2 separate regions of the Mus musculus genome follow, and region 1 is linked to region 2. A link is a loop called in an ENCODE intact Hi-C map of the cell type or tissue named here. Cell type or tissue: left cerebral cortex. All regions are shown on one strand. Each heading gives the region's core, and the rest is flanking DNA. Links, peaks and the distances in the headings are about the cores only. Region 1 overlaps Mdm1 (transformed mouse 3T3 cell double minute 1). Region 2 overlaps Dyrk2 (dual-specificity tyrosine-(Y)-phosphorylation regulated kinase 2).

The links. Peaks named below come from ENCODE experiments on the same cell type or tissue, not always from the same donor. Only the 100,000 strongest peaks of a DNase experiment are listed, where the experiment ranks them.
Region 1: a loop joins it to region 2, with 4 times the contacts of the local background. A loop is called at or near these places in 3 of 42 quality-filtered maps.

What each region holds. Positions count from the first base shown.
Region 1 is chr10:118,148,898-118,165,327 of GRCm38, reverse strand. It overlaps Mdm1 (transformed mouse 3T3 cell double minute 1), which reads right to left. Exons shown (of 14, transcript NM_148922.3): 5 at 14,372-14,539; 6 at 13,232-13,326; 7 at 13,054-13,153; 8 at 7,958-8,133; 9 at 6,724-7,026; 10 at 5,772-5,881; 11 at 5,559-5,668; 12 at 881-1,127. Among named protein-coding and RNA genes, the nearest start is that of Mdm1, 15 kb to the right of the region's middle. In left cerebral cortex, for the core only: CTCF peaks have their summits at 9,182 (motif pointing left) and 10,100 (motif pointing left); a DNase peak (open chromatin) is centred at 9,178.
Region 2 is chr10:118,851,744-118,868,173 of GRCm38, reverse strand. It overlaps Dyrk2 (dual-specificity tyrosine-(Y)-phosphorylation regulated kinase 2), which reads left to right. Exons shown (of 3, transcript NM_001014390.2): 2 at 1-24; 3 at 7,021-8,825. The coding sequence ends at 8,622. Among named protein-coding and RNA genes, the nearest start is that of Dyrk2, 8.9 kb to the left of the region's middle. In left cerebral cortex, for the core only: no CTCF peak of the experiment used is centred there; DNase peaks (open chromatin) are centred at 7,665, 8,319, 9,455, 10,929 and 3 more places.

The DNA of each region.
Region 1 (16,430 bases), core at 4,481-12,480, 700 kb after region 2:
AGAAGCACCACTGGCACCTGGCTGTGACAGGATTTTCCCTGTCCAATTACATTAAAATATTAGTGCAGCAGGAGGCCTGTGATTGGACAGGGAAAAGGGAGGCGGTGCTAAGAGTTGCAGGGACAGAGCAGCGGCTTAAGAGAGGAAAAGCAAGATGGAGCATGGACAGGAAGAAGATCCTGAGCCAGCATGGCTTTAAACAGCCACAGGTGGATATGACATCATAAAGGATAGAGCAATTGGGATAACCTTCTAATCTAGGTGGGCAGCTTATACCATTATCACTTGGTTCTGAAATTACTGTGTGGGCATCTTGTGAACTGAGAATTTATTGATCTATAAATCTGACTTGTTAATTATAAGCGTCTAGAGTTTTGTTTCTAACCGGGTTGCTGGGTGCTGTGGCATCTGACTGCGGGATGGACGGTTGCTGTGTGGGGCTGGCGGGCAGGGAAGGGAACTCTGGTCCTGCAGAGCGTTGGAGGGCAAGAGAAGCTGGAGGGAGCGCAGGGGGGCTCGGTGGTTCTTCTTTACTGTTTCCCACAACACCCGGCCAGCCTCCTGCGTCCCTTGGTAAGACCCGGATGTGCCTTTCACTGCATGGAGTGAACTGTGAACCTGGGCGCAGCAGCACAGTCCAGTGAAATCTGCTCCACTCACAGAAACCCAGCACGGAAATTAAAAATAAAGGAGAAAGAGGGGAGAGAGGGAGGGAGAGGGGGAAGGAAGGGGAGTCTATTATAAATGAAAAAGACAAAAGAAAAGAGAAAAAGAAAAACACCTAACAGAGCTTGCCAGCAAGTGGTTCCTCTTATAGCACGGATCTATCAGTATAATACTTTTCTTTTTAAGAGATAAGAAATGAAAACCAAATACTTACTGTTGTGCTGAAACTCAGGGTCTCGCAGACGGCCCTGGATCCTGCTGGACGGATGACAGTAAGGCGGGGCACATGGAGGCAGCTGCCCAGGGGTGCTGGGCTGACGGTCCAAAATTTTCGAAACAGGAAGAGTATCAGCAAATCTGAGCACATTGGCTTCACAGTCTTCTCGCAGAGGCAGGGGATCAACTGTCTTCATGCCAGCAGCCGGAGAAGTCAACAGAGACATGGGACGGGGTTTTCCTTTCTGGATGACAAAAAAGACGCACACGTGTGTCCAAAAGTAAAGAACGGATCAACATTCAGATGTAACCAGTCACACGTCACAGAAGGTGTGGGGGAAGAGACAGTGTCCCTGGAGAGACGGCTTAACCACCGACAGAGAACAGCCCTGTGTACATTTTAGGACAGTAAAATGTACATTAACAGTGCACTGAATGACAATGTATGCGGAGACATCAACAGAGTTATGATTACACTAACAGAGACCCCTAGAGCAATAGCAGTAGGTCTCATTACGAAGCAGAAAGGGGCATATGGAAGTGATTCAGATGGATATAAATGGAGTGACAGTCTACCTCACTAGCCTTTTAAACCACAGAATAAAAGCACTGAAGTAGTAATGTTCACTTACCAGACTGTAGAAATTAACTAAATTGAATATAATATGCAGATATGACAAAGAAGAAGAAAGACAGGGTCCTTCCGGTCTTTCAAAGTCCAGCAAACCACAGCCTACGCTTCACAACTCTGCAACTGTGTCTACTTGAACTGTGTTAATACTTGGGAACGCTTAGATGAGATGATAACACTGAATGAACCAAAATGTAGCTTTAGATTGTTCAAATAAAAATGAAATGACACAAATCTGAAAATTGTATTTGAACAATAGCGTCTGGTTTAAAACTTCTGAACGATAGCTAGCATCCATTCTGCCATGAGAGTGAGTGATGCCTAAGGATGCAAAAGTGTGTGCACTGCGAGCGCAGTAAGAATCAAGCCAACAGAGAACGATGTACACGAGCTCAAACAGAGCTAGCATACAAGAAGCAAGAGGGGAAAACCGATTGTGAAGCCTTGCCTGTAGACTACCACTTATGTCCACACTGCCACAAGACCCTCAGGAGCCCACAGCGACCCTCGCCACAGCGTCTATGGGAGAACAGTCCTTTCTCTCTCGTCCATATTTTCAACTTTCCACAGCAACAATGCAGCTTGACCCTGAGCCCCCATGACTAAACTCCTTTCTCCTTTGTTGGATGGAGGGGTGGGGCTGGGGATGTTGAAACAGGGTTTCTCTGTGTAGCCCTGGCTATGCTGGAACAAGCTCCGTAGACCAGGCTGGCCTCGAAACTCAGAGAACCACCTGCCTCTGCCTCTGCCTCCCAAGTGCTGGGATTAAAGCCATGAACCACCACTGCCTGGCCAATGGTATTTTTTGATAGGTGGCAACGTAGCAAAGTCACACACAGGCACAACAGTCTTAGTCATTGCTTGGACTCCTATAGAGTCCTCATCTGAGCCCATGGATATGACATTGACAGTTTCCAAACACAAGAAGGCTCTGTGACCAAAGAGCTGAGCTGAGGGCTTCCTCCCAAGAGAATGTAAGGTCCAGGAAAAGAACAGAAATCTCCCATTTGCTTCCTCTTTCTCCTTTACACTTAATAAGTTACAAGTCACACTGAAAAGCGCTTTGTTTTTCTTCCCATATGGCTTGGACACTCTGCCATCTTGGTTTCACTCCTGTTAAAAGGAGCTGAATAAGACAAACATTTTAACTGAAGGGATCCTCAGGCTTAAGCAAACTGACTGGTCTAGCTCCGAACCTCAAGCCTTTGCTGGCACACTCTTCCAACGCTCCTTGAAGAAAGAGTTTCATGAGCAGCAGTGACTTGATTTTCTCTGAGTCAAACACACTGGCTTTTGCACTTCAGATCTCCGAGGGGCTGCCAACGACATCAGGACAACACACAAACTCCTCACCCTACCCACCTTTCCAGTCTTATTTCCTCCCACTCTTCCCTGTAGATCCACCCACACACTTTCTCCTTTTCCTCCTCCTCCTCTTCTTTCTCCTCTCTCTCTCTCTCTCTGTCTCTCTCTGTCTCTCTGTCTCTCTCTCTCTCTTACACACACACACACTCAGCACTCTCCCTTGGGGACTCACAAGTACACTGTGGTAGCTGTGGGGGATGTGTAAGCAGTCATGGACTCTGGGAAGGGAGAGACATTTTAGTTCAGTAAGCATGACTGGTAGGCAGCAGGGCTCCTGTACAAACTCTACTCAAACCCTAATAGAACACTGTGGGGCCTCACCAAAACAACAGGGGTAAGGAGGAGGAAAGGAGAGAGAAGGAAGGGCAGACTGGAAAGGACATTAGCTGGAGGAAGGAGGCGAGTAGGAGGTGAGCAGGAGAGGGCAATGAGGACTAAGTATGATAGAAATACACAGCATGTGTGTGAAACTTTTCTGTACGATTACCTTCATCAACAGATGAGCACTTGTAGGGGGTGGGTCTGATGTTAAAACAGAATTGGGTCTTGATCTATCAGTAAGGATGTCTCAGATGGGTGTCATTCGGATGGTGTTGGGAGCCCCTCAGAGAACTGAAGTGCAGGGACTGCTGGGAGGGAGGAAGGAAGGAAGTGGGACTTCCAGGTCCCTACAGGGGAGGTGAGGAACTTTTACAGTGTGTTGGGCGAGGAAAAGGTGAGCGGCCACGTGAGATCTTTCCGGGAGCGACCTTAGGCTGCTCCTCTAGGTGGGAGATTAGGGTGTTGAGCTGGGACTAAAAGTAACTGAGCAACTGAAGCTGAGGGTGGATTTAGGGTATTGCACTAAGAATATTGGGAAGGGCACACTAGCTGCAGTAGATTACAAGTGCCCAGCAATTAAGCCAATAAGACAGGTTGGCTTTGAACAATGTGGGGTGTGTGTGTGTTTCATCCTCAGATCTAAGGGAGCCTGGGCAGGGGCTGGCAGTGCAGCCCATTCTCAGAGCTTAAGTTAAGGTGGGGTAGCAAACACCACACACTACAGATGGCGCACGTCAGTCTCACCAGACACCCACTGCTCTTTGCTTCCTTTCTTGGACAGAGATCTTGAATGACTTGTATCTGGAGGCTGGGAATGCAGCCAATTGTGCAGCATTTGCCAACCACACCCACCACCATAGGATCAACTCCTACCACTACCAATTACAAACAAGCAAACCCACAGAGGTGTCCCTGACTCAGCCTGTCTTTTCTCTTCAATCTCTTGCATGCTTAGCTTTTACAAGATTCTGACAAAGTCTCATCCCTACTGACTTAGCACCAACACTCACTTTTCGTGTGTGTGTGTGTGTGTGTGTGTGTGTGTGTGTGTACTTATGAATGCCATTTATGGAAATAATACCAGAGGCCAGAAGAGGGCACTAGATCCCCAGGGGCTGGAGTTAGCCATTTCACTTGGGTGCTAGGAGCCAAAGTCTGGTCCTCTGAAAGAGCAGCAAGCACTCTTAGTAATTGAGCCTTCTCCAGAATGGAGATTCTATCTATCTATCTATCTATCTATCTATCTATCTATCTATCTATCTATCTATCTATCATCTATTATCTATTTTAGCTGGCAGTACTGAGGATTGAACCCAGGGCCCCATGCACAGTAGACATACACATTCCACCACCAAGTTATAGTGCAGCCTCTTGATGCTCCTTTCTCTCTGACGTCACTGCTGACTCTCACTACGTCACTGATATTCTCCTCCTTCTGGTTACTTCTCACTTCCCTAATACTAAATCCTCGGACCCAGATGTGTCTCCACCCATTCTCCATAAATATTTATTCCCTGGATTGCCCAAGTCTTCGAATACCTGTTTAATAGTGTGTGTGTGTGTGTGTATGTGTGTGTGCAAACATGTATATATATGCATATGTGTGTGCATATGTGTGTGTATATATGAGCCAAATCAAGTCACTGCTCTGCCCTTCCGAGCCTCCCGTCTCACTGGGAAAAACATGTGTGCTGTTCCCATGCTCTACGAAGCCCTACACAATTTAGCACAGCACTACGTCTCAAAACCCATCACCCAGACAAGTCTCTGTTCCTGACACAAGAACACATGACTGGTCCTCTCACCTCAGAGACTCTGCATCTCTGTTCTCTTTGTCCAAAACACCATCTCCCATGCCCAGATCAGTCCTGCATCTTTTCCAGATTCTATTCACACCCTTGCTGGTAAGGACCTCCCTGATCACTTCCTGCTCACCCCCTGCCTGTTTTTCTCATGGCACTGACACCTACCTGATGTGTTTTACCTCCAATATCATGACCGTGGCTTTGCCCCCTGCTAGGCTGATGGCTGGATGAGTCCTGGTCTTAGCTTTTATCTCCAGTGCTACACAGTGCCTGGAATGTGGCTGGAACACAACTAGCAGACAACAGACTGTATTGTTCTTCCTTCCTGACGAGTCACACTAAGAACCTGTGAATGCTTATCAGCAGCAACACAATGGCAAGAGCAACTAAATAAGCAAAGAAGTCCCAGTGCCTTGGTCTTGCCTTACTGAGAGCTAATAGGGATACTCCTCCATGCAACCGGTGGGGTCTTCTGAAGTCTGAGCCTACATGTCATTTATCACGAGACGATGGAGACGCAAGACGAGGTTTTCCTCTGAAATACAAATAGCTACCTTAGTAATGTCTTTCTTCAGAGTTTCTAAGCCATCTTGGGAGGACGCTCTCCTCCTCTGCTCGAGGCCTGGTGGCTTCACTTTAGATGGAGACACTAAGACTGCGCCACCTGGAAGACCCCATGGAAAGCACATGTCGGTCACACTAAGTGTCGGTCACACTAAGCTACATTCTAAAAGGGCGGATGACAGGTTGCAGGGTTTGTCCATTACCAACAGCTGGCGTCGTGAGATCATGGTGCGTCCGCTGGATACCGAGTTCTCTCAGCCTCGGTGTAGGAAGCCTGCCTCCCTTCCCTGAGGAAACAGAAGATGTCTCCGACCTAGAAAGTGAGACAATTTATTAGGAAGCCTTTCTTCCAGAAAATTTAATCAAAACTGTCTCGTTACCGTTAAGTAGCACAGTAAGAAAACATAAACCATCTAAGAGAAGTCTAGTTTTGTTTCTGAAGAAAAAAAAAATTCAGGCTCCCTCATGGAGGGAGCCTATGACCCAGTGTTTAGGACGCAGCCTCAGGAGAGTCATGAGTTCCAAGCCAGCTCTGGCTATATAGGGAAGTCTCGACTAAAAAACAATCCTTTTAAAACTTCTCAATCCATAAGGAGTTAGCGAAGCCAAGCCTAGAAAGGAGGGGAGATCACTGTACACCAGCCATCCATAAGGAAGACGGCGTCCAGTTAGTCAGCACGAGTTCCCATCGCCTGCATCCATGAACGAACAAAGGGCTTGGCTACAGACAAAGTGGACTGTCAACAAAGGCAAAGAGCCACTCCTCTAAAGCGGTCTGCACATGAAACCGCCCTTGTTGGCCATTTTCAGAAACCACTTTAAAAATATTACAAGGGAGTGGCCTTTCTTTCTTGACAGAAGCACCTGATATTCATGAATCCCAGCTTCCCCTGTGAAGTCATCCTACCTGACACGCTACAAATCTGGCGAATCCTCAGCACAGGACGCATGTGAGAACTGACTGCCCCTCGCAGAGCACAGTGCTCCAGTGCTCCATCGCACTCTGTGTGATCCCAGCACACTCCATGTGGCAGCACCTATGTCACTGCTCCTTGCTAGTCACAGAGCTGCCGGTGCAACCGTGTACCCAGTGACAGCACATACGCATCCGTCACGTACTAGAATGTCCTATACGCTGAGGAACTTAGGTCTCACCCTTCTGTCAGTCTGTCTGCCTTGGGTGTCTGTGTGTCCGGTTTCTCCAGCTCTACCGCACAGGTCTGCTTGTCCTGTCCTCTCTCCTCTCTCCCGTCCTCCTCCGCCCTGGGCTCCTCCTGGGTGTCTTCCTTCGTGCTCTCCTCAGCATCCCAAGCCAGCTTCCTCCTGACCGAGGCGGCAGGCTCTGGCATCTCCAGTCTCCTGGTGGAGTTTTTCAGGGGCTGCTCTCCCGAGGCAACTTTTCTTTCTTCTAGTTTGGTAGGAGGGTGTTTCTGGGGGGTCCTGTGGTTTGTAAGGTCTCTGCATTTCAAAAAAAAAAAAATTTATTGCAAATCTGCATTTGAGTGTCTCAGTTTATCCTGGGTTAGCGAGTGTGAGACTTCCTGTCTCTTCGTTTCCATACTGAAGGCCTTCTCTGGGTAGTGAAGTTATTGTGCAATAGAGCAAGAGAAAGCTCTACCCAAGTGTCCACTAAATATTCCAAAAAGTAATAGTTACCTACTTCACACACTTACACTTGCACTTCTGGTGACAAAAGGGTAAAACGTTACCCTCAAAATGATAAGGACTAACTCCAACGAGGCAAATTTGTCATAACTAAACTCATATTCATGCACAAGTACGCAGATTCAAATTTTTATGTTTTAGATTCATCTTTCCAAAATATTATTAAAGAGTATTTTGTGAACTTTTAAAGCAAGATCACATAGTAGAATTTATAAATGAATGAGGTATATGTGACTATATGAGAATGCTCTACTTTATTAGCTACAAATCAATGTATAATTTCCCTTACAAATAGTTAAATAGTGCTCAGTTTAAAATTTAAAACAGCAGAGAATTCTCTACATCTAGAGGCCCAGTTCCACAAGAGCCACAAAATTCATTAATGAATGATAATGGATATATATCACTCACTTATATTTTCATAAGTTTTTATGGCTGCTCATTACTTCTTAAAGTTCTTTTACATCTATCTTATCTAGTTCTGTTGTTACAAAGAATATTACAAAAGTTAGCTGCCCAGAGTTATTTATTAGTCATACAGAAACACAAAAAGCAAGTATAATATAGCTACATTTACCACAGAGAATAAGTTTTAAATAATGAAATAAGAGACCCATCTGGCTAAACAGCAGATTGTGAGTTAGCTGGGTCATTTTCCTACATCATCCTATGATGCACACAAGCTATAACACAGCCTTCTCACTTTCCACAAAGAACATCTCACCCAGCAAGATCCAGTGCTCGGATGTTGCTACTGACGGTGCCTTCCGAGCTTGTGACTGAGGAGACGTCCCAACAGCAGTTGCTGTCCGACATAATCTGGTTCAGATGGTCCCGAGAAAAATGTGTCCCCTGAACTCGCTTCCTGTAAGATTCGGCCTTTTCTCGGAGCTCCTTAACCTACGCAGAGAGTTCAGGTGCCTTCCTTTATTGCCAAGGATCTTTTATAAACACCGACAAGTACATAAGAAAGCCAAAGCAGGATACAGCCACAGTCCAATGAGAAAGGCAGGCAAAATAACAGCCACATACACTCATCAGACTATGCGTTTCAGCAGATATTAAAACAATTAAGCAAAAGCATAATGCAGCTAATTTATTCCAAACTACTAGGCAAGGAGACATTTGTAGTAGCTAAGAACAATTTTGACAAATACTTTTTTACTCCAACTGAAATTACACAAGTATTCTATGCATTATTATAGTTTTTAAGAACTCAAAAGCAACCAACCTCTGCATACCACATGGCATTTAGAGAACCCTAGGGGAGGAATACAGAGACACACTTAATGACAGGTTAATGCCATACATGAGTATTAATGGGAATCAATGAGATACTGAACCTTATTATTCTTCCTTCTAAATAGATACCAACTTGTCAATACAATTAAATTTCTTGTATCCTTAGTAATCGTGAACTCAGTAACCAAGACATCTTAGCACTGCTCGAGGACCAGCCACGCTCTTGCGAGGCTGTGGTGCTGGTGATAGGTAATTGATTGTCATCCCTCTCTCCCCATCTCTGGCTGTGATGGTGCTACTGATAGGTAACTGACTGCTATTCCTTGCTCTCCATCTCTAGAAGAGTGGCTCCATGCCAGTGACTCCTAGTCTAGCTTAATCCCCCAGCTCTCTGCCAGCCTCTCCTATTACACAAGACCCCACTAACTACTGTGAGATTCTTTCTCCAAATCTCTTGAAGTCAGCAAAACCTCAAGTTAAAAAAAAAAAAGACAAAAACAAGAACAAACAAAACAAACAAAAATACACTATATAAATGAAAATAAATACCTTCCAAATAATAGTGATATAGTCAACAAAAAAGATTTTTTTTAAATCATGAGGAACTATAAAATACTTTGAATTCTCTAATTTGCAAATCATGTACTTTTATATGAAAAGAACCCAACTACCATTGGAAACCTTTTTATTTTATACATAACACTGCCACCTGCTGGTTTCTCTAAATGCACCAATACAGTGCAAAAAAAAAAAAAAAAAAAAAGCTGACTTGTTACAATTCTGCTTTAAATGTTATTATATTTAGCCACATTTGTTGCTATTAATAACTATATTTTAAAAAACAGAGTTCCTACCCTTGTGTATAATCTTTTATCCCTCAACTATTTTAGTTAATAGTTTGGCCTTCACAGGGAGAGATGTTTTACGTATTCCATCAGGGCCTCATTCTTCAGCAGCAGTGTGTAAACTGCCACCCAGCACTGCCACAACCTGTGTCCTAGCAGACAAACAAGGACATGAACTGAAGGGCCGGTTCAAAGGGCTCCAATCAACACAGCCTTCCATGCTGAGCAGTGGAAAGACAGACAAGGAGGCTGCGTCCTGTTCACACAGGAGCTCCGTGTGCTTAAAGACTGAGAATGGGGGAAGAGCCCATAGCCATTTAGAAAGGACAGAGTGCAGGCACTTTCTGTATGCCTATTCAGTTCTATTTATTAATGACCTATGAACTCCAATGCTTTTACAAGTCTTCATTAGCCATCCTTCCTAAAAATGCTAACACTCAGTTTTATATTTAAGTGTCTATAATCCTAAACAAAGATAAAAAACTGTCTCTCAAAGTAAGGTCCTCTACTGGCAAGAGGGAGAATTTGAGTGTAGATTTCAGAAATGACCCCTAGGGCCAGTGACCAGGACTGCTATAAAGGATAAGAATGCATTATTCCCAACAACGTCACCCAATGATGGGATATTTTATAAGCCAAGGAGAGAGAGATGGCTCAGAGGCTAAAAGCACTTGCTGCTCCTACACAGAACCAGTTCAGCTCTCAGCGCCCACATTAAGTGACTTACAGCTGGCTATAACTCCAGTTCCTAGGGATACAATGCCCTCTTCTGGCCTCCATGGGCACAGGCACATGAACACACATGCAAACACACGCGCACAATCTAAACACTATAAGTAGAATGCTTTCATTACTGAATTCTTTTTCCCAATTTGAACTGAATCATTTAAAATTTACGTGCGGAAAAATCGAATTCAGAAAACAGCAAGAATGAATGAGGCGAAATCTTACACCTGGTCCTTACAGCATCTGTCAGGTTACAGGGTGGATCTCAAATGCAGCACTTTATCTAGAATCAAAGTCCTAACTGGCCTCAAGAGTCACATCAATAACCAAGCCAAAAAGACGTACATGCCAGCGAGCCATCCTGACACACACCTGTTAAGCCTGCATGGGAGAGGCTGAGGCAGGAGGACTGCTATGAGGCTAAGGTTAGACCCTTTTCAAAAACCAAATTAACTTAGAACAGATTCCATTATTAAAGGCAGTCTTATATGACCATTATAAAGCAGCAGTGTGTAACTGAAATGATGCAGGTGTGGGATACATAGCCACAATCAAAACCAGCTCACACAGGATGTCTATTCCACTAGTAAGTACACAGGACTTAAGACAGAACACCCAGTAGCTTTGCTAAAAACAGATTCCCAAAGTGTAGCATGTAGACAATTTAAAAGGAAATGAAGTTAGTATCTGAACTATGAGCAGAGAGTGTGTCAGTGATAGGATTGTGGCTGGAGAGACGGCTCAGTGGGTGACAGCGCTTGCCCTCTCACCCCCTGCATAATTCCAGCACTGGAAGGTAAAGGAGGCCATGGCTCAGTAGCCAGGCACACAGCCTATCAGTGAGATCTGGGTTCTGTGAGACATGCTGTCACAAAAAGTAAGCTAGCAAGCAGCTCCACCTGTGGCCTCCACGTGCACAGCCATGTATGCACACTGCACACACCACACATACATAAAACACATGCCAAAAAATGCTGGGGGCAGGGAGAAGATGGCAGAATACTTGATATTCAGGTCACTCAGTATCAGCCATATACCACAAACAGTAGTCCAGGGGAAAAAATCTAGTATTTAGCCAAAACATGGCCCCTATTAAATGTTTATAACTTGGTTAATAACTGATCACTGGGGCTGGAGAGATGGCTCAGAGGTAAAGAGCACTGACTGTTCTTCCGAAGGTCCTGAGTTCAAATCCCAGCAACCACATGGTGGCTCACAACCATCTGTAATGAGATCTGACGCCCTCTTCTGGAGTGTCTGAAGACAGCTACAGTGTACTTAGATATAATAATAAATAAATCTTTAAAAAAAAAACTGATCACTGGCTTCTCTGAGAATTGCTATGTCCTCCTTTTGCCAACTTAAGTTTTGGTTTTTTGATAAAAGGCTAATGCAAATTTCACCCTAATTTATAAACTTCCAGTAGCAACTAATACATCTATGAGAAGGTTACAGCATGGAGATATCACATCGGGTGAAACTGAGAACGCAGCCTCTACATTACAGCACAGCACCCTCCTCCCTGGGACAACAGAGCATTCCGCCTGACTTCAACATCTCCAGCCCTCCCTGGGCTAAACGGTGAGGCCTAAATACCAACTCACCTCAGTCTGAAGAGACCGTACACTAGCCAAGGCTCTTCCCAACGCAGCTTTCTCAGACCTGTCCACTGGCCCTCTTCAGCCACATGCTTCAGTGTTCCCGTTTTCTCCTGCCCTGCCCAATCCCCCAGAAATAATCTCTTTGCCAAGGCCTAGAATATTACTCAACTGTGCAAGAGCCTAGGGGATTCAGTCCTTTTTCCATTATGGCTGCTTGTGAAACTCAAACTTTTTACTTGATTTTACCAGAGTGAATGGACAAATGCCCAGATGACCAGGAGCTGCTCCTGTCCTGTGCAGCCTGGGCTGGGCTAGCTGCTCCTGTCCTGTGCAGTCTGGGCTGGGCTAGCTGCTCCTGTCCTGTGCAGCCTGGGCTGGGCTAGCTGCTCCTGTCCTGTGCAGCCTGGGCTGGGCTAGCTGCTCCTGCCCTGTGCAGCCTGGGCTGGGCTAGCTGCTCCTGTCCTGTGCAGTCTGGGCTGGGCTAGCTGCTCCTGTCCTGCGCAGCCTGGGCTGGGCTAGCTGCTCCTGTCCCGCACAGTCTGGGTGAGGCTTGGGTAGACAGTTCTGAGAGTAGCTGCAGTGGAAAAGTCTGGAAGCCCCCTGAAACAGAGCGCTGAGAAGGGTGTGGCTGCAGTGAGAAAAGTCAGAGAGCCCCTTGAGGCAGAGCGCTGAGGAGGGTGTAGCAAGGCTACTTGTCTCACGGAACCAGCAGCTCACAAAGACCAGACCCAATCTACCCTCTTTGGAAAGATAGACAGAAAAGAATATCTGTTATTATACAATCCAACCCCAAAAACGGTTTAATTTAGCTTGTGCACATGAGAAGGGCTGAAAAGTGTCCAGATAACAGTTTTAAGACACGAATTATACAGTAATATAGACTTTCTACCATTTATCCTTTGACTAGAAGCCCCGCTTCTCAGCAGGAGGCTATAACTGTCCTCTCCTCTGCCCAATCTTCAGAGCCCCAGCTTCTCTGCTACATCAGGACACCCCAAGAGTAGAACTTGAACCTCAAGCTGCACACACCCCTTTCCTACATGATGCAGGGGTGCACACTGTAGCAATCTTCCTGGAACATTCATTATTGATAGAGAGAACCTTCAGTTCAAAGTCTGAGGTCTGGATGGCATGAGGACCCAACCAAGAAGGCTATCATCCTGCAAACTGAACTCATTAGAACTATCAGATACTTCATGGCTTTAAAAAAATGACTTTAATAACCAATGTCAATCTCCACGGGGTCACTGCTATAAAAACAGTACACACACCGGTAAGGTGACAACTACGATTTTAAGATGGTGGGATTTGCGGTGCTACTATTGGACCATCCATCCTCACACTGTGAGTGAAACTCATGGTGCAGTGGCTGGCTCGGCCGGAAGAGCGTGTGCGATCAGACTCACCTGGTTTGACAGGTTCTCCTTCACCCGGGTCCAAGCTCCAGCTTTATAGAAATACTGGGCTGGGCTCAGGAACTTTGCTCTATATTCAGAATTCACTTTTCTAAGAGAGACAGAACGCAAGTAAGTATTTTAGCAAGCTGACCACCCAGACATGACCGTTTCCTGGTGAGCTACGTACCCAAGCCTTTGGTGTCTCCATGAAGCAGGCTTCTTTACAGACTGGTCTGAGTCTTCCGACGCCATGTCTACTTCTAAGTCTAAAGGCTCATCTGCCTTATTGTATTGAAATGGAAATAATTTGAGTGTTTATGCTTAGAGATGTCAGACATTCAAGTAAAAACATACATGTTATAAAGGTAGGCCTAGAAACTCTACTACATTTTTGCTTCTAGATGTTTAGCTACTAAAGCAAACAAACAAACAAACAAACAAACCCAAATCAACAAGTTTTGAAGCCAAGGAGTTTAGATCCCTGATTTTATGGGGTTTTTTTAAAGATGAATTTAAAAATTAACAAATACCATCAAAATATTAAACAATGCTACCACATATTGAACAGAGATTTTGAATTAGCCCTTAAATTTATATTCAAGGGTTGCAGTTATTGAAGCTTAGCTAATTAGCACATTGCTATACAAAATAAGACTCCCCTTCAAGAATGTCATAGGTCAATAAAAAACTGTATGTGTGTGCTGTGTGTACATGCATGTGTTATGTGTGCATACACATGCATACACACACACACACACACAGGTACATAATTTCACTTTTAGTCATACATTTTCTACACTCTGCGATGACTCTAGCCTAATGTCATAACTCAGAATACCTGTAAATTCACACACAAACTCAGGGGCTTATTTTCACTGAAGTAAATGATATGAATTATACTAACTATAATTTAGCATAGTAGAAATTTTCCCTTAAGATAAGTGTGTGCTCTGTTTAATGGCTACTACTTAGAATGCACGTCTCCATCCTCCTGCTGCCCTGCGGCTCACACTACTGTAAGCTCAGTCGTCTGACGTTGGACTTGGGGGACTTACCTGCTGCACTGCTAGGTACGGTCATGCTGCATCAATTTTAGTTATCTATGTATCTGTCTCCCAGCAGCCTAAGCGCTGCTGAGCCTTGGCATGTCTGCATCCTGTCCTCTCAGTCTACACAGGACCTGACTCCACGGAAGGAGTCAACGACCACCTGGCATCTACTGAACAAATGAATCAATGCTAGAAGAGAGAGAGCCTCAGGCGGAGACGAAGGCAGGCATGCAGAGGCTGAGACCTCGGGCAGGAGGTCAGAGCTGGTGGGTGGGTACCTTCTTTACTGGAGTCAGCATCTCCAGACTGCTGTTTCCTTTCAAATACTCTCTTGACTTTGGTTCCTTCACTGGAGTTAAACCCTTGAAATTTCGCTTGTATTCAGTCTCGTGGGTGAATGTATTGCCTTGGAACTGTGGAATAATTTGGCTTTTATTACGGAAAACCTTAAAACAAACAAAAAACAGTTACGTTTTTGGTTGGTTACTAAGTGGTACAGAACTTAGGTGTTTAATTGATCTTTTTTTTAATGTATGTGTATGTGTGTGTGTATGTGTATATGTGTGCGTGTGTGTGTATGTGTGTGTGTGTGTGTGTGCTATGACTTGTGTATAAAGGAAGGTCAGAGGATAACTCATACGAGTCTGTTCTTCCACCATGTGAGCTCTGAGGATCAAAGGCTATCATGACTGGCAGCAAGTGTGTTTTCCTATTGAGCTATTTCATAGGTCCTCAGTGTGTTCTTAAATTTCAGCTTTAGTATATAGTATGTCTTTAGTATAGTATGTCTTTAGTATAGTATGTCTTTAGGATATAGTATGTCTTTAGTATATAGTATGTCTTTAGTATATAGTATGTCTTTTGTGTTTTTTTTTAAATTGGGTATTTTCCTTATTTACATTTCAATCGTTTTCCCCTTTCTAGGTCTCCCTTTCAGAAACTCCCCTATCCCATCCCCCTCCCCCTGCCTCTATGAGGTTGCTCACCCACCCACCTACTTGCACCTTCCCACCCTGGCATTCCCCTACACTGGGGCATCCAACACCCTCAGGCCCAAGGGCCACTCCTCCCACTAATGTCCAACAAAAACCCATAAAAAGTTGAATTATAATACACAAAAAGGCAAATTGTATATGCCTGCATTTTGACTTCATGTGTGTCATTAGTAGCCAATGGTCAAATGTCTATACTTGTTACTATGTTTTGAGTAAACACTCAAATCATGATCAAACTATTACATAAGCAAAAATACCCTAAACTCCTTATCTGATTTCTCCTTCCCAGAGTTCCTCTACCTCCTCCCACCAGTTTAGTAATGAGATAAATGAAGTTAAGTGTATGTTCATAGTATGAACAGACATTAGTTTTATTAAAGTAATTGTTGTCAGCTCCACAAATTATCTTTTCCTTGTCTGAATTTCCCATTTTCTGAGAGAACCTAAGACGATGCTGAGATGTTCAAGCTGGGATTTGCTCTTCTTGCCTCGTGCCTGCTTATATTTAGCATTCTCATTGAGGCAAGAGAGAACACCCAAGAATTCCTATATTTCTCTTTTAGAAGTTCTCTTTCATCCACAATATTCAATATGGTTCCCATGTGCTGGTGTCGTGTCACTGCTGGCAGTGAAGTCACAAAGAAAGGGAGGGTGGCAGGTAAGACATCCATGACCCCTGCCTCGTAACACTGACTAGCACAGACCCAATCCAAACGGTACATCTTCTAGGGACAACACAACCTCCAGGGCTTTCCAGCCAAAACTGATCCAACTCCTTTAAATATTAATATGACAACCTTACCAGAAAAGGCCCCTGATTAAAAGCACACGGCTCCTTAGAGGGGCACTGAAAGCTTGTCAGCGAGCTTCCATGACCTCAAAGCAGATGTGCTTTGAATTCACAAAGAGCTCTTGCTCCAAAGCAGCCCTCTGAACGCCTCACTTACAGGAGCAATGGGCTCACAACTGAGAAGGTTGCAAGTAGTTTATTTTACACTGTGCTTCTCATCCTATGAAAGAAACATTTCTGCCAAATGCTCTCGCTGGCATGTAAATTTTGTCAAGCAGGCTTTGATTAAAATCAGCTCTAGCTTATAGCTCAAATGCTCTACAAAAACAAAACACAATTTTCAAGCAAGGCAAGAATATCTTGAGGAGCACTTGGTACCGAAGACCACTTGAGAGCAGGCAACAGAGGCACTGCTCGTACTTAGCAGGTCACAGAAAGAGGACACATCATTTTGCATTGCACCTCACGTGACCCTAAAATGTATTTTGATAACAAGTAAGCAAAGCTTCCACAATTGACATGGTCAGTGGAGTGTCTGCCGAGGCTCGCAGA
Region 2 (16,430 bases), core at 3,448-11,447:
AACGCTACCACTACAGCCCACACGGTGAGACCTGGCTTCGGGTGGGCGCCAGGCAGACCCCTGGCTTGTTGGGTTCCGACTGTGGGAAGAGAGGGCCGAATCTCCACGCCCCTAGCAGGGGCCTGTCCTCGACGCCGCCCTCTGCAACTTGGGCGAGCCCCGAGCTGCTGCCACAAAGGAGATTCGTGGCGTGGGCCCCTTGCTTCCCTCTGGTGCTCGCCCACCCCAGGCTCCTTTTCCTGGGAACTTCCTCCTTGCGCCCCCTCCCCCTTTTTTCATCTCTGCTTCTCAGAGCTCCCTTCCCCCCCGACCCGGTAAACATCTACTCCCAACCCCAGGGGTAGTGGATATTTATAGAAACGTATGTGTTAGGGGACAGCTAGCCTACCCTGCCCGGAAAATCGATCCCCCAAAGAGCCTCCGAGGCCTGGCTCCAGCCAGCAGGGAGCACCCGCCAATTGTCCCCCGCGTGTGTAAGCATGTTTTATGAGAGCTACAGGTTTGAGCACAGCAGAAATTGTAATTAACATTAACAAAAATAAGAGCTACAGCAGTAGTCAAAACAAAACAACCCCCCCCCCCCCGCAGGATTCTCAACGTGGATATTGCTCAAAAGGAAAGACTGGGCTTTGCTTTGTAGGTGGCAAAGGAAGGGCACCTGACAAGGGCTGTCCCTTGAGTCCCTGGGGAGGAGAGCGGAGCCTGGGACTGGTAGCTGTAGAGACTGGCAAGCTGGATGTGACTTCAGAATGTACCTTTCCTCGGCTCCCAGCGATGGCCTTTGGATGGTGACCTGGAGCCTAGAGGAGGTGTGCGCTTGCAGAAGGTGGTGGTTTCAAAGGTCTCTTTCCCAAAGGCTCTCTGGGAGCGTGAGCAACCTAGGATGGTTTCTATGTGAGGTTGCTTGCAGGGCATAGGATTTTGTTACCAAGTGAAAGTTGGTTGAGAGCACCCACCCATGGTTTGTGGCCTGCAGGGAGCATCTCTGGGGGAGGGGGGTGGGGAATCATGTGTGACTGAAACTTGCTTATCACAGGAGATGAGAAGAAGGTGGACTTTAGTTGTTTGTAATGGAGACATATAAGAGAGGTAGATAATCTCATAGACATGTTTTGTTATTCTCTCTGTTTTTCTTGTGGGTCTATCCTAGGGGCTGGACATACACAGAATTAACTCATCTGGGTTGTACTGTTGCTGGGAAAGAGAGCCTGCAGTTAGTAGGGATGTGATTGCCACAAGGGCATCCTACAAAGGAACAGCCATTGGTTTTAGAGGTTTGGATTTTTTGTGGTTTTGGCTGGTTTTGAATCATCTGACAGTTTGGAAAATACAGCGTCCATCCCCCTCCCCCCAGCTCCCCCTCCCCCATGTGTTGGTGTGCTCATGTTACATGGTGTGAACTGGAAAAGAAATAATTCAGTTTGCCTCTGGTTTCCCAGTTTTTGTAAGGATGGCCTTAGCCTGATCAGAACTTCTTTGCGGTTGAAATATGTCATGGAACCGGGTGAAGGAGAAGTTGTCACTAGCAGAATAGCCTGTGTGGCATCAGAGAGGAAAGGCCATGAAGGCGATTTCGGGATAGACGCCTGTGCTTTGTGACCTGTGTGTGACATGGCTGTTTGTAGTTGAAGGGTGAACTTCGGCTACTCTGCATCCTTGGATGCTCCGTTTTGAAAGTGAAGCTTTGTATTTCAAATGTTACTTTCGACTTGGTTTGTGTAACATTGCAGGTTTCCCAGATCAGGCATTAAGGAGCACAGAGTTGATCTGGCTCCTCTGTGTGTTTACCTGAGGAGGCAGACTCCACAGGTTAACTGAGCTGTCAGGAGTCCAGAGGCAACTCTGATGTGTATTGCCGAGTCACACACCCTCCCGAGTCTTCGTTTAATGTACTATTTGGGACTACTAGTTCTGGGAACCAGTATTAGCTTAATTATAAATACTAGAACCTTTACAGATCCAGAGTCCCAATATTCCACATTTTCAAAAGTGTTTATGTGTTTGTTTCTGGAGCAGTTACCCCTGGGAGGAACTGTGGAGGAATGGCAGAGGGAGAAAGAAAGGGCAGGAAGAAAAATGAGCAGAGCAGGGGGGCCCTTTCTCCCTTAAACACATGACAGGATTATGAACTTTGGAATTTCCCATGGTAGTTTGCTTTCTTTTTTTTGTATGACGTTTATTGTATACTAGAGCAATTTAGTTTGGGTCAGCTTGTCCTAAAAGTAAAACCAATAAATATCTCAATTCTCATTGGCTTTAAAAAATAATAATAATATATGGGCGATGATAAAATTTTTGAAAACTTTTAATTTCTATAGATTCCAAGATATTGGTATATATCCTTATAACTTTTAATGCTTAAATTATTCATCAGTGATTTTATTTTTTAACCTCCACGGTTTTCTTCCCATAACAGCACACATCATTTCTAAGATGATTTGGGGAGGCTTTAAAACTCCCAGAAGTCTTAGCACGAGGAGCATCTGTTGCTTGCCATTTTGGTATCGCGAGAGGGTGATGAAGTGGCAGACTTCTTAGCCTTTGTTGTCGGATAGAATTTTCAATACTAAAACATTGCATGTTCCCAGGAGGGCTTTATGGGTCTCTCCACGTTAATGCATGCATTTCTGGGGAGTTGGACCATCACCTTTAGTTAGTGTCAGCTTGTATTCTTGAATGTGACCCATTGTAGTATTTTAGCAAATAGGGCCAACCCATGGTCGCTGACTTCAAGAGGCTGAGGTGAGAGTGAAGAGTTTTCAGTGTTCTTATGTTTATGATCTGGTCCTGGCTTGTCTGGCCTTTCTGGGTGCCCCTCCCCCTAGTCCTCCATGTGTCAGTTTTGTGCATTTGATTTTGGTTGGGATTTCAGGCTTCTTCTTCTTCCTGGAAACTTCAAGTAAATATCTTTAACTCCTGGAATGTGTAAGGCTCTGGGGTGTTGTTAAGATGTCTACCTCAGGTACTTTTTAACCAGCTGTCCTTTGCCTCGGAGGCACAGCGAGATCTTGTGACTTGGGCCTCTTGGGATATTTCCCAACTCCCTCAGTGTTGACTTCATGTTTTCTTTTGAAGATGCAAACACCATCGCTGAAGAATGACTCTGAGAGACATTTCTTGATGTGCGCGCTTCTAGCCGGGAGGTATTCATTAAATTCCCACTGTGGACCTGAGTTTATGTTGTCGAGGGCTTAAAAATTAGAGGTGACCCTCTCCTGTAATTTCTCAGCAGCTGGATATATAGGTGTGATTTTTTTTTTGTCAAACCAGAGTGAAATGAAGCTGTGAATGGTACTGTAGGTGTGGGGTGGGGGGAGGGGGAATTGAATAATCAGAGGACATGAGAGCCCTGGGTTTTGAAGAATGAATAGGAGTTTATCATATGAACATTGGTAAGAAGGCGATTCCAAGTCTGAAAAGGGCTGTGGTCATAGCTGGCACTGCTCAGGACTATACCCAACACTTTCCACGTGTAACCCCTCTAATCTCCCTAATATCCCTAATGAGGTAGCTTGGGACCTTTTTATACACAAGGACACTGCAGTTCTGAGAGATTAAGTAAACAGCCCAGGGTCACACAGTAACTGTGGGCACTGCACTCACTTGACGGGTGAAAATCTCTGGGCTCTTAGAAAACTGTTTCCATCAACAAGAGAGGGTGTGAAAATGCACAGGATCCCTGGGTCTTGGGAGTTCAGCCTTGTTCCTCTGAGATGGATAGATCAGACTTGGAAGAGCTCAGGCCAGATGCGTTCTTACTGCAGGCATTGGCTCTGGTGGTGGGATGTAGCCGTGGGCCACAAGAAAAGCAAGGGCAGTGTCAGACAGACAGCGTGTGCATGCCAACTCTAGAAAAGACTATGGAGAAGGATTTGAAGAGTTTAGGCTATGAAGCAGGGTGCGTCTGGGCCTGCATAGCCACCTCAGTTGTCCCAGTGAAAACAAGCAGTGTACGGCCAGATGTAACTCTTAGAAAGGGTGTGAGGGGTTGGACACAGGAGGCTTCCCGGGAGTGGGAAGGGTGCAGAGGCAGAGGAGGGTCGCAGGTGTACACTGTCAGGGACTCCCAGGGATTCAGCCAGAGTGATTATTTGGAAAGAGAAGGGATTTTGTTTGTTTGTTTGTTTTGTTTTGTTTTGTTTTTTGTTTTCGTCGTCGTCGTCGGTGCTTATTTGTTTGTTTTAAAGTTGGGATTACGATAACAAGAAAACATTTGGCTCTATAAAGAAAAGTTAGGAGTTTGTTTGAGTTGCTCGTGGGAGCAGAAACTCATTAGTAGCTGAGCGGAAAGGGCTGGAGTCCAGGAGGCAGGGATGGATAGGCATGTCTGCAAGAGGAGACCTGGTAGGCTCCAGCCAACGAGAGGCGCTCCGGACATGCCAGCTGTGCTCAGCACTGCCTAGGAAATTATTGGAGTGAAACGGCAAGAGAACGGAAGCTTGCACCCACCTGTCAGCAAAGGGACATAGCAGATCCTGCAAAAGGATGCTGAGAGCAGACAGCTGGAGAGAGACATGGTGGACCAATTGATGGGCAACCTCTTTCACTTCTGGCCACTAAAATATTAGAATGTTTTGGTTTTTGGATTATACAAAAAGTCATTATAATAACATAAGCCGGAGTAAAATCTTGATGCTCAAAAACTTTTATGGTGGTAGCATTTTAGGAACCTTTACAAATCCCAAGGTTGATTTTTATCCTTCATGTGGCTCTCGAGTCGTAGAGTATCGATCTGGATGGCGGCGGTGGGGGTAGACCTGAAGGAGTCCCCCTCTGGCCCTGAAGAGACAGATTTCAAATCCTGAGTCCTTTTCATTCCTGGTGTTTTAAAGACTGCAGAGGAAAGAGGGCTCAGAGATGAATGGAGCTTTGGAAGAAATGCAGTGCGTAGACTGGGGCACAGTGGAGCAGGGCAGCACCCAGCACTTCAGAGGCAGGCAGTGCCAGCACTGGTTTCCCCCACCCTAAGGCTAGCACTTGTTAGCAAGTTCTTGGCTAACTCTGGGGTCTTAAGAACCCGGGGAAAGGAAGGGAAGGACAAACAAGCCTGTGTTGCCTTTTTATCTGTGCAAAGCTTTTCTGGTGCATTTTGTGGTCTGCCTTGCTTTTGAAGTCGAAAAAGATAGCACCTCCCTTAGTAGAACATACAGTCGCCTTGGATGCATGGAGCATCATCTGCGGGTTCCATAAGAGAAATCTGCTGAAAGTCTCTCTGAGGAATAAAATTCTTGATTCTGTAAAGTCATAGTCGCGAGTGCTGGCTTCCTTCTGTTTTAGAAGGAAGTAAGCAAGTAAGCAGAGTCTCACTCCATAGATGGTCATTATGCTTGCTGTTTGTCAGTTCAAAAACAAAACAAAACAAAACAAAACAATGAAGATCGTGTGATTCCATTCTATAATCCAGCTGCTCCCAAACCGTTTCTTGAATTCCCGTGCCACCCTACAGAGTGCGTCTGTTCTTTCAGGAGTATGAATAACCCAAAACAGAGGACTTAGCGCTGAGGAACTAGGACTCATCCTATTTACTGTAAATCTCCAGTGGGCACAGTTCCCAGCACTTTGTAGCCTGTCCCTTACTAACACTGAAAGAGTGGGGTAGATTATGGTGACAAGTTGATTCTTTGAGGTATCAAGTGAGAATCCACCAGCAGGCTGCTCGAAGGAAATCCCAAGCCGATTCAGGATGGGAAACGGAGGGCTCTTCCTTTGCCCTGTCAAGTTTTGTTTAGATGAGACTATTCTGGGATGACATGTGTGCCAGAAATAGAAACTGCTACTTTGTATTCGTCTTAGTTACTGTTTCCTTTGCTTTGAGCAAATACCTGGCAAGAATCATCTAAAGGAGGAAGGGTTTATTTTGGCTGGCAATTTAAGGAGGGCTATACTGTCATGGCATGAAGACATGGTGGCAGGAACCTGAGGCAGCTGGTCACACTGCCCCTGCTGGCTGGAAGCCGATGGGGGAGCATGATAGGGTTTGGCTCGCTTTGCTCATCCAGTCTGGAACCCCAGCCAGTGGAAAAGTGCAGCCATGTATAGGTTGGATCCTCCCACCTCAGTTAACCCAATCTAGAAGCTCTTTAAGGGACATGAGCAGAGGTTTGTCTCTTAGGTGATTGTAGATCCTGCCATGGTGGGAGTCTCAATGTCACATTATTCTGTGTTGGAAAGCTGAGTATCCCAGCAGCCTGTACAAACCCATGCATGGGTACTGAGCTGTGGACCAGAGGCCCCAAACTGAATGGCAAGTTGCTCAGTTTGTTGGACAGAATGACCTTAACTGATTATAAAGCCACCAACACCCAGAAACTGTAAACAACAGGTTTGAAGTTCGCGAGATAACCAGGGCACACGTATCTATGGGAGACTCTGTCAATAGAAGCATATTTTGCTTGTTGCTATGTGTGCTCTCCAAGGTCAATTATAACTTCCAGGGAAGAAGGAAACAACGTGTTTGGGGAGGAGATCTAGATACGTAAAAGAGCACTGGACAAATGTGATTCCCTGTCCTCGTGTAAATAAAGAATGCCTAGATGAAATGTGGGAGGCACTGTGGTCTGGGCGTGGGCAGCAGGGTAGATGGCACTTCTTTGTGCTTTGTCTGTTTCATTTCCAGATCAGATATGGCTCCAAACACCCGCCATGGGCCAGGCCTGTTATTAAACACTAGGTGCAGGATGGTAACATGAACGCTTGATCCTTGCTCCAGGAAAACTTACTCCAAGGACCTGGGCTATGTAGGACTGGCATTCTTGGGGCTGTCCTATGTATCCTAACCCCGCCCAGTCTACTTTTTATTTTTATTACTGTCTTGCCTATAACCAGCCTACTCATTCTCTCTGCTGGTGTATGTTCATGGAACGGCTTCCATGTTGTAAAACCAGATGTGACTTTGTTCACACCAAATTGGATATTGTAAAGATGGGAATGGGTTAACAGGGACTTTTCAAAAGTCATCCTTGGAGAGACGCGGGGTGCCCCCCCCTTCCTTTCTGTTGATGCTTTTTGTCTGCATTCCAGATTGGCGGCAGTAAGCACACCATGAATGACCACCTCCACCTCAACAGCCACGGACAGATCCAGGTTCAGCAGCTGTTCGAGGATAATAGTAACAAAAGGACAGTGCTCACAACACAGCCCAATGGGCTTACGACGGTGGGCAAGACAGGCTTGCCTGGGGTGCCCGAGCGGCAGCTGGAGAGCATTCACCGACGGCAGGGCAGCTCCACCTCTCTGAAGTCCATGGAAGGCATGGGGAAGGTAAAAGCCTCCCCCATGACGCCCGAACAAGCGATGAAGCAATACATGCAAAAACTCACAGCCTTCGAACACCATGAGATTTTTAGCTACCCTGAAATATACTTCTTGGGTCCAAATGCAAAGAAACGCCAAGGCATGACCGGTGGACCCAACAATGGTGGTTATGACGACGACCAGGGATCGTACGTGCAGGTGCCCCATGATCACGTGGCTTACAGGTACGAGGTCCTCAAGGTCATCGGGAAGGGGAGCTTTGGGCAGGTGGTCAAGGCCTATGACCACAAAGTCCACCAGCACGTGGCCCTGAAGATGGTGCGGAACGAGAAGCGCTTCCACAGGCAGGCGGCCGAGGAGATCCGGATCTTGGAACACCTACGGAAGCAGGACAAGGACAACACTATGAACGTCATCCACATGCTGGAGAACTTCACCTTCCGCAACCACATCTGCATGACGTTCGAGTTGCTGAGCATGAACCTCTATGAGCTCATCAAGAAGAATAAGTTCCAGGGCTTCAGCCTGCCTCTGGTGCGCAAGTTTGCCCACTCCATTCTGCAGTGCTTGGATGCTTTGCACAAGAACAGAATAATCCACTGTGACCTTAAGCCCGAGAACATTTTGTTAAAGCAGCAGGGTCGAAGCAGTATTAAAGTGATTGACTTTGGCTCCAGTTGTTACGAGCACCAACGCGTCTACACGTACATCCAGTCACGCTTTTACCGGGCTCCGGAAGTGATCCTCGGAGCCAGGTATGGCATGCCCATAGACATGTGGAGCCTGGGTTGCATCCTCGCGGAACTCCTGACGGGTTACCCCCTCTTGCCTGGGGAGGATGAAGGGGACCAGCTGGCTTGTATGATCGAGCTTTTGGGCATGCCCTCTCAGAAACTCCTGGATGCTTCCAAACGAGCCAAAAATTTCGTGAGCTCCAAGGGTTACCCCCGATACTGCACAGTTACGACTCTTTCAGATGGCTCTGTGGTCCTCAACGGGGGCCGATCCCGGAGAGGGAAACTAAGGGGTCCGCCAGAGAGCAGAGAGTGGGGGAACGCACTGAAGGGATGCGATGACCCTCTTTTCCTTGACTTCTTAAAACAGTGTTTGGAGTGGGATCCCGCGGTCCGCATGACCCCGGGCCAGGCTTTGCGGCACCCGTGGCTTAGGAGGCGCTTGCCAAAGCCTCCGACCGGAGAGAAGACAGCGGTGAAGAGGGTCACAGAGAGTACTGGTGCTATCACCTCCATTTCCAAGTTACCTCCACCCTCCAGTTCAGCTTCCAAGCTGAGGACTAACTTGGCACAGATGACAGATGCCAATGGGAATATTCAGCAGAGGACAGTGTTGCCGAAACTCGTTAGCTGAGCTCCAGTCCCCCTGATGCTGGCAATCTGAAGAGAGAGAGAGAGAGAGAGAACCGCGTTATAGCTGAGCCTTACTGGGTTGAAAAAGTGTAGCTCAGACCTGTTTTTATTTGCTCAATAACTCGACTCATTTGTATCTTTTCAGCACTTGATGTAAGACTGTTTTGTTTTTATAAAATACATGGGGACAATGCTTTAAGTTTTTATACTTTCTGAAACTGTTTTTGTTTTTGGTTTTTGTTTTTTTGTTTGTTTTCCTTCCTTGTGTTTCTAAAAGTACGATGAGCCTTACTGTATTTAGTGTGGCAGAGAAATCACATTGGTGGCAGGCCATTGATTCTTCATGACTGTCACACATTTACAGATTGGTCAAACACATTCACTCTGTTTTCGTGGTTTTCGTCCCACTCCCCAGGGAGGTGGTCCCCTGAGGCCCCCCTCCTCTCTCCTGGCTCCAGGTTCACACGGAAGCAGCCCGCCTTGCCTCCATTTTTCATAAATTAATCTGGGTCAGAGTGGAGGAGGGAGAAGGGGGGCCGGGGTGAAAAATCTCTAAGGAAAACTGCACTTTCGAGATTTTCTTTTTTTCCTCACGGTCTGTTCAAATGATTACAAAATAGGATTGCCCGCTTTCAACTGCCCACTTAACATTCTGATGTGCTTAAGCCACCGAGCCGCATTTAGTGGATAAGTGGAAACTGAGATGTGTCCGTTCCTCCCGAGGCACTAGGATGATGGCGGGCTGTCATAATCAGGAAGCCTTCTGGTTACGGAATTGCTTTTGCACCTAATTTTAAGGACTCCCCCTCCCCCACAGTGTTCCCTGCTGCCTTTTCTCTTGTTCGCTCCTCTTCCACCACACACATCTGTTGCCTGCGTTTAGTCTGTCTTTTTTGTCCATCCCAGACCAATAACACAGAGAGACATTTCAGCTGCCATTCTGTCTACAGTTTTGTACCCCAAAAGAACATCGGCCTAGCTACCTGAGGTGGGGATTTGCGTAGTTCCAAAGAAGAGTTAGCCGCCTAGACTGGAGTCAGTTCACACTGCAGGTGCCACAGAGGTTCCCTTAGCCTGGGGAAGCATCAACTCTTTCGTTAGAAAGAATAGGGGTTGCAAAGGGAGGAGAAATTCCAATGTCAAGTTAAATGGCCTGACTTATTCTCTGATTCACTAGAAGAGCCCCAGGAAAAACACTATTCCTCTGTTGAGTTGACTTTTTCTTTTGAATCGCACTGAGTGTTTTTGTGGGGAATGACGCTTTACCTGAGAGAGTAACTGAGAGTTAGGTAAAAGAATATTTTCTTCTCTGAATAATAATTATTTTCACAGTGAAAATTTCAGTATTTTATCACTAATGTATGAACAGTGATATATATCAATTTCAAGGCACGTGGAAAGAATTTTTTAGTATGTGCAATTTAATAGAGAAAGATTTCTGCCTGTTTGGACAATAGGTTTTGGATAGTAAAAATTAGGATAAATAATCTTTTATATGCACAGATATTATTGTATTGCCTGTAAATCGATTTACAAGTACTTAAAGCACGGTCCCCAGCGAGGCCAAGAAAGTTTCCGGTTAAGTTTTTTTAATTCTATGTTTTCTCTTACTTAAAAAAAAAAGAAAAAAAAAGAAAAAAATAGAAAGTGTCATTTTGAATAAAACATTTTTCTTATCTTGAGGCTTTGCCAGTTGATGGTGGAAAAATATGCTCAGGAATTATTTCAAATATTTGCCAAAAATCAGTAATAAGATTAGCTTATTAATAAGTTAGTAATATCGATGTTTGCTTTACTATTTAAGGATGTCATTGATAAATTAATTTGTACCCCTGTACTTAGCAATTATAGCTTATTTCCCCTAGTCAAACTCTTTAGCATACTATACACAGTTCTGTGTAATCTGTGAAGTGCAATAATATGTCAATAAGTTACATAAAGATGCCCATGTGACAGCACCCCCAATCAGTGGCTTAGAGGGCTTAAAAATGCTGTATTTATTTTTAAAACTTTGGCTTAAAGGCATAAGAAGTATAAAGAGTCGGTCTGGGGACTTTATAAAGCTATGAGCCTCTTAACGATGGTTATTGTCTTTAGGTCATTAAAATAAATTTTTAAAAATGGACACTATTTCCCCTCCCCGCCAGGCTCCCTTCTTCTGTTCTCACTTGGTTGCTGCCTGAGCCTGAGTCTAAGGTTACTCACTCCCCTAGAACCTCACTGTACTTGCAACAGTTTAGAAGTGGACTAAGATGGTTTGCCTTTCCCCCACCACACAAAACTGGTTCTTCGTAGATGCCAGCGGAACTTTTGTGAGGAGCTTTACCCATATATGGAACCATCATGTGCTACAAGGCTTTTGTTTCCTTCTCTCCCCCCACCCTCCTCCCGGGACTACAGTGAAATTTCCTTTATTCACAAAAACCGTGTCAGCATTTACTGATACCGCTGCTTTGAGGAGAATCTTATTTAACTATTGTGTCTAAAATGAAACTGTTGCCTCTTCATGATCTTCACCTAAGTAAAGGGCTCTGATAGCGACTAGGAGTTGGCTTGGAAACAGGTCTCACAGGTTACCATTGTCTAGGGATGTCTCAGCTGTTTTCAGATTTAGGAATAGCACAGTGTAGTCTTGTCTTTGGTTGCAGTCTCACTTGGCTCTGTTTCTTGCACTACCAGAGTGTTCTTAGCACAACCGTGGAACACGGAGGGACGCAGGGCAGCATAGATTAACATCGTAGAGGAGAAATTGTGCCCTTAGTGTTAATAATGTGCCTTTTGTTCTGAATGCCATGTTACAGGGCATGCATTTTTGGCCTCTTTAACTCTTTGAATGAGAGGTAGTAAAGAGGGATGCCACCTCTGCGGAGATAACATCTGTCTTAAATATCTAGATTTATAGGCCTTAATAGAAACCATAAGGCGTGAATTGTCACTGGATGCTGAGCAAGATAACTATTGGTTAGTTACGCCAGGAATTCCCACGTTTAAGAGGTTAAAGATGGTCTTTGTTGTATCTTAACATCAGACTGATTTTTTAACGATAACTTTTTTGTTGTTATGCTAACACTAGACAAAAAAAAATCAACTGTATTTGTAAAAATTTACCTCAAACCATTTAATTTTATAGTGTGATTGGTTAATCCCAGGGCATTTGGTATGAACCAAAGTGCATTCCTTTTTTTTATGTGCCTGGCTCCAGTAAGGATGGCCAGGGATTTTTACAATTTGGGTGCATGACACTTAAGCCACTTTTAAACTTACTGGGCGGTGTGGGGTCCTGTTAGACGACTCCATCAGAATGTCAGAAAACACTTTAGGCATCAGTAGCATTGGGCCATATTGGAATCTTAAAAGCGCGAATTATTTTAAAAGAGAACATTCATTTTTTGTAATTTTTTTCATCAAGACTATTTCTGGTAACAGAAGATTTTTTTTAAAATAAAAAATAATAATAAAAAAAATCAACGGATTCGGTTGGTAAAGGTTTTAATATTGCCCAACATAATGCTGTGGTAGCATTAAAAAAAAAGTATTTGTGGACTCTGTTTTTAGGGGCTTGTACATCTCTCTGCTATGGACATATATACGATACATTGTAATTATATCAGCTCAACTGCTGCAGTTATGTCTAGGCGGGGGCTTGGGTTTTTTATCGAGCAACACCTTAGACACGTGACTGTATTAATGCTGCAACTGTGTGTACTGAAAATATGTGAAATGGTTGAATGTGGACTGTGTATATATGTATGTACAGATTTCTGTGAGATGCTGCTGTTGCCACTTGACATGGGAAGTGTTGTAGTGGGTCTGAACCCTAGCGACCAGTTCTATGATACTGTATGCATTGTACAGCCAGAGCAGAAGTAAGACTGTTTAGTGAATTATTTGTTAAATTTTATTGTTGTGGCCAGAGATAATTTCAGAATAAAATTTTAATGTCCTACCTTACATCTCACCCCTTTTTCTAACTGGAATCTCACCCTATTTCTCGTATGATTCTTCCTGGTTTGTTAAACCTGGGGAGACTCTTTTGCATGGCAGGTGGCTTGCGTCCTTAAAACCTTGTGTTATTTCTTCACTAGAAATATGCAGATTCTGAGGGTTTTTCTTTTCTTTTTTTTGTTTTTTTTTTGTTCTTGTTGGTTTTATGAGGTTTTAGGAAGAACCCCCCCCCCCTACTAAATCAGAGCTCTTTAGATACTTCTATTTCTCTTTGGTAATTTCATGTTAATTTTTCTTTATATGGTATCTGCTACATCCCATATCCTATACTAGAGCTTCGAATCCTTTTATCCTTCAGGCTGGAGGGGAGCAGGGTGCTCAGGTCTTTCCTGATATTCCTCACTCTTCCCTGTGGACCCTTCAGGTCCGTTATCTGAAGATGCTCTCCTATCTACCCCAGGCTTTCAGAAATGTGCATGCTTTTGCTAATTTTATGATTTTCCCTGGCTCACATTTTGGGGTTTTGGTGTCTCCTGACATGCTTGGGCCAGGAAATAAGGCTTGTGAGCTGCATCTAACTCAAGATGTGTTGAGTTAACACACTGAACATCTAACTCAAGATGTGTCGAGTTATCACACTGAACACCGATTTCTGGCTTACTTGCCAATGGCAACAAGCAAGCGGCTTCCGGTGCCTTATCCACAGTCAGTAGCATGTGCCAAAGGAAGGGAGCATGCGATTCCTAAGCCCAGTACAAAGGTCTTCAGATTTATCTTGCTTGCTGCTTATTCCACATCCGGTGTAAAAGCGCAACACACAGAACCAGTCAACCACAGAATCCACCAAACGAGAGCAAAACCAATGAACATGATGTATATGAAAACCCAAGCAGGCCCACGGCACCCAGGTCTGACTCAGTAAAGACCAGTTACCACCACTCTTACCAAATCTAAGTTTGTTCTGAAGTCAATTAAGGCTATATTCTGTTTGAGTCTCTAGAACTGGTTACCTTTTTGGAACCAGCAAGTATACAAATAAGAATTCAGAAATAAGGAACTTCAATGCTGCTTTCAAACCAGCCTTAGAGAATGCCCCTTGTTAGCGCTGGCTTCGCTTACTGTTCTGTTAAGGAAGGGCTTTAGAAGAGACCCGAAACCACGGGTATCTGTGGCTTTGCTTTGTCTCACCTGTTTCTTCTAGTTTGAATTACACCTCTTTTCCTTCAGACTTAACACAAATAAACACTTGTCACCACTGACAGAAGCCCCTCCCCAAAGAAAATCTGACCACTGTGCTGTGTGTGCATGAGAGAATCGCGTCTTCATGCCAAGTGCTTGGTTTATTTGCTTTCCTCTTCGACTTAACGGATCGGCCGTGGTTGCATCCTCATTAACTGCGAGGGAGACGGGAATGGCCGATTTTTCTGAGTCTCGGAAGTTTAGTAAATCAAGAATGAGTGGTGGTTCTTCTGAAGTGTTAGCTGGCTGTGGTAAGGACTGGAAGAGGTGTGATTGTATTGCGTTTGGCAGCATGTAGGAGCAGCTCTCCCCACAAAGGGGAGAAAGCTCCCTGCAGATCCCACAGTGTCACAGGAGCATCCTTCATCCTTACGCACTCCTCTGAGCTATAATTATCCCCAGCTGATGCTGAAGAAAATGAAATGAATGATACCAAAGAGGCTTTGTAAAAACAGAGGGGAGAAGACTGGGAAGAAGAGAGGTTTGCTAGCCACCAATGTCTGAGGCTATCTTTTCAATGGAGACACCACAAAAATATTGAAGACTAGAACATTTTAGTCTCTTTAGCTCTACCTGCAGATTTAGATGCAGCTGCACACACACCCCTTAATTGGCAGAAGTGGGGTATGTGGTCATTTATGCGATGGGTGACTATAGCTCTCTGTTCATTATTTCCTGTGGTCTTGAACTTTTTTTTATTCCTTTATATTTGAGTGTATGAAAATATTTTTGACACATTAATTCTCAGGGGACTAAAAGTTAAAATTCACAGATTGGTAGCAATAGATAAATCTCTTAAGATTTATTCAGATTTTCTACCCTTTGCCTCCATATTTAAATAAATATAGATTACTTCCCAGGGATGGGTATATATATATATATATATATATATATATATATATATATATATGTATATATATATATACACATATCATTTCAGATACAGTTTTAAAATACCAAATTGTAAATAAACCAGTTTTTACAAACTAAAAGATCGTGTCTTTCCTTGCTTTCTATAACAGGTTACTTACCTCCTACATTTGAGAAGCTTTAAATATCGAGACCCATTTATTCATTTATTCATTGGTAGAAATGAAGTCTCCTTTATAAAACCAAAGTCCATGAATTAGATCATTTAATAAAAATTGACGTTTTCAGTTGTTTGCAGGAACACTATGTAATTGATTATAAGCAGTTTATCTAGACTTTTAGTAAATAAGCATACAAATAACATGGGCTCATTTGTGATCTTTGTCCCCAAAAGTTAATGCCCTATTTATTTTCCCCTTTCTCTAGGATTAGAATTACTGGGCTTTTGTCCTGAGCATGCTTACATTTAAGAAGAAAGACACTGAAGTCATAGAATCCTTTTAACATCTGTTGCAGACCACATTCGTCTGCCAAGTCCTTACTAAATGCCTACATGTGAAGTTGGATCCCAGGCACTAGAAATAGAAAATATCCAACAAAATAGACACGGATCCTGTCTTTGGGGAGTTTTTAGGCTGATTGTGAAGGCAAACGTGATTGAATGAACAGAGAACGGCTAATCTAATGAAAGCGTGAAGGAGACGCACGTGGCAGTGAGCATGCGTACGACGGCAGAGCGGGCGTCCTGTGTTGTATAGGTCCTGGGTGGCTTCTCAAGGAAATAGCTTTTTCTGAGGAAGAGTGGGTGGTGACATGACGTTGAGCAAGCAGCCGAAGGATGGCCCTTGTGGAGCCCAGAGAGTGAGGACCTTGGTGTGAGACTAAGCTGCAATGCTCACGTGCCAAACCGGGCCAAGCCTCGTCTGTGGGTGATGTGAAGTTTTATGTCCTTTATCTCGGGTGCAAGGATGTGACTGAGGGATCTTCAGGAGAAGAAAGTTTCACAAGGAAATGGGCTCTCCTTGGCTGTCTGTAGAAGACTGAAAGAGCAGTCGATTAAGAAAGGTTCCATAGGAAATGGCACGGGCGGGGTGGGGGCTGGGCTGGGCTGGGTTGGGCTGGGCTGGGCTGGGCTGGGCTGGGCTGGGCAGGGCTGGGGGTGGGGGGTATCTGATGAAGATGGATGGGGATGCAGAGTATGAAAATAGAAGTAGCAGGTGTTGGTGCATCAGAAGTAGCTGCAGGTATTTCGAGTTTGCTTCCTGGAATCAACGTCGACTGAGATACCCCGTTTGTTCAGAGAGAATCGAAGATGACTGTGCTTGGTTCAAGTGTGAAGTGCGGCTGAACACTAGACTTTGCTGAAGACTTGTTGAAGCCTTTGAGTGAAATCCCACTTACTCGTCCATTGAAAAGAACTTCGGGCAGCTTTCAGGTTTAAAGAGATCATTGGACATATACACACACAGGCCAAGGGTAAGTTTGTAAAGACCAGCTAAACCCAACTCACCAGCAAACATACTCTCCCAGGCTAGACTCCTCTCCTGCCCCTCTCTTCCCTGCAGGCCTCTCTTCACCGTTTCCTGAATATCTGAAGCGGTTGATAACACTGAACACTATATTTACATAAAGTAGGCTCAGAAAGAGGTGACAATCGGCTAACAATGAACTAGAATAACATACAGTGAGATAAAATGATAAAATGTTTGGGATCAGTACAATGTTGACTGTTTGAGGCTGTTATTGCAAGAATGG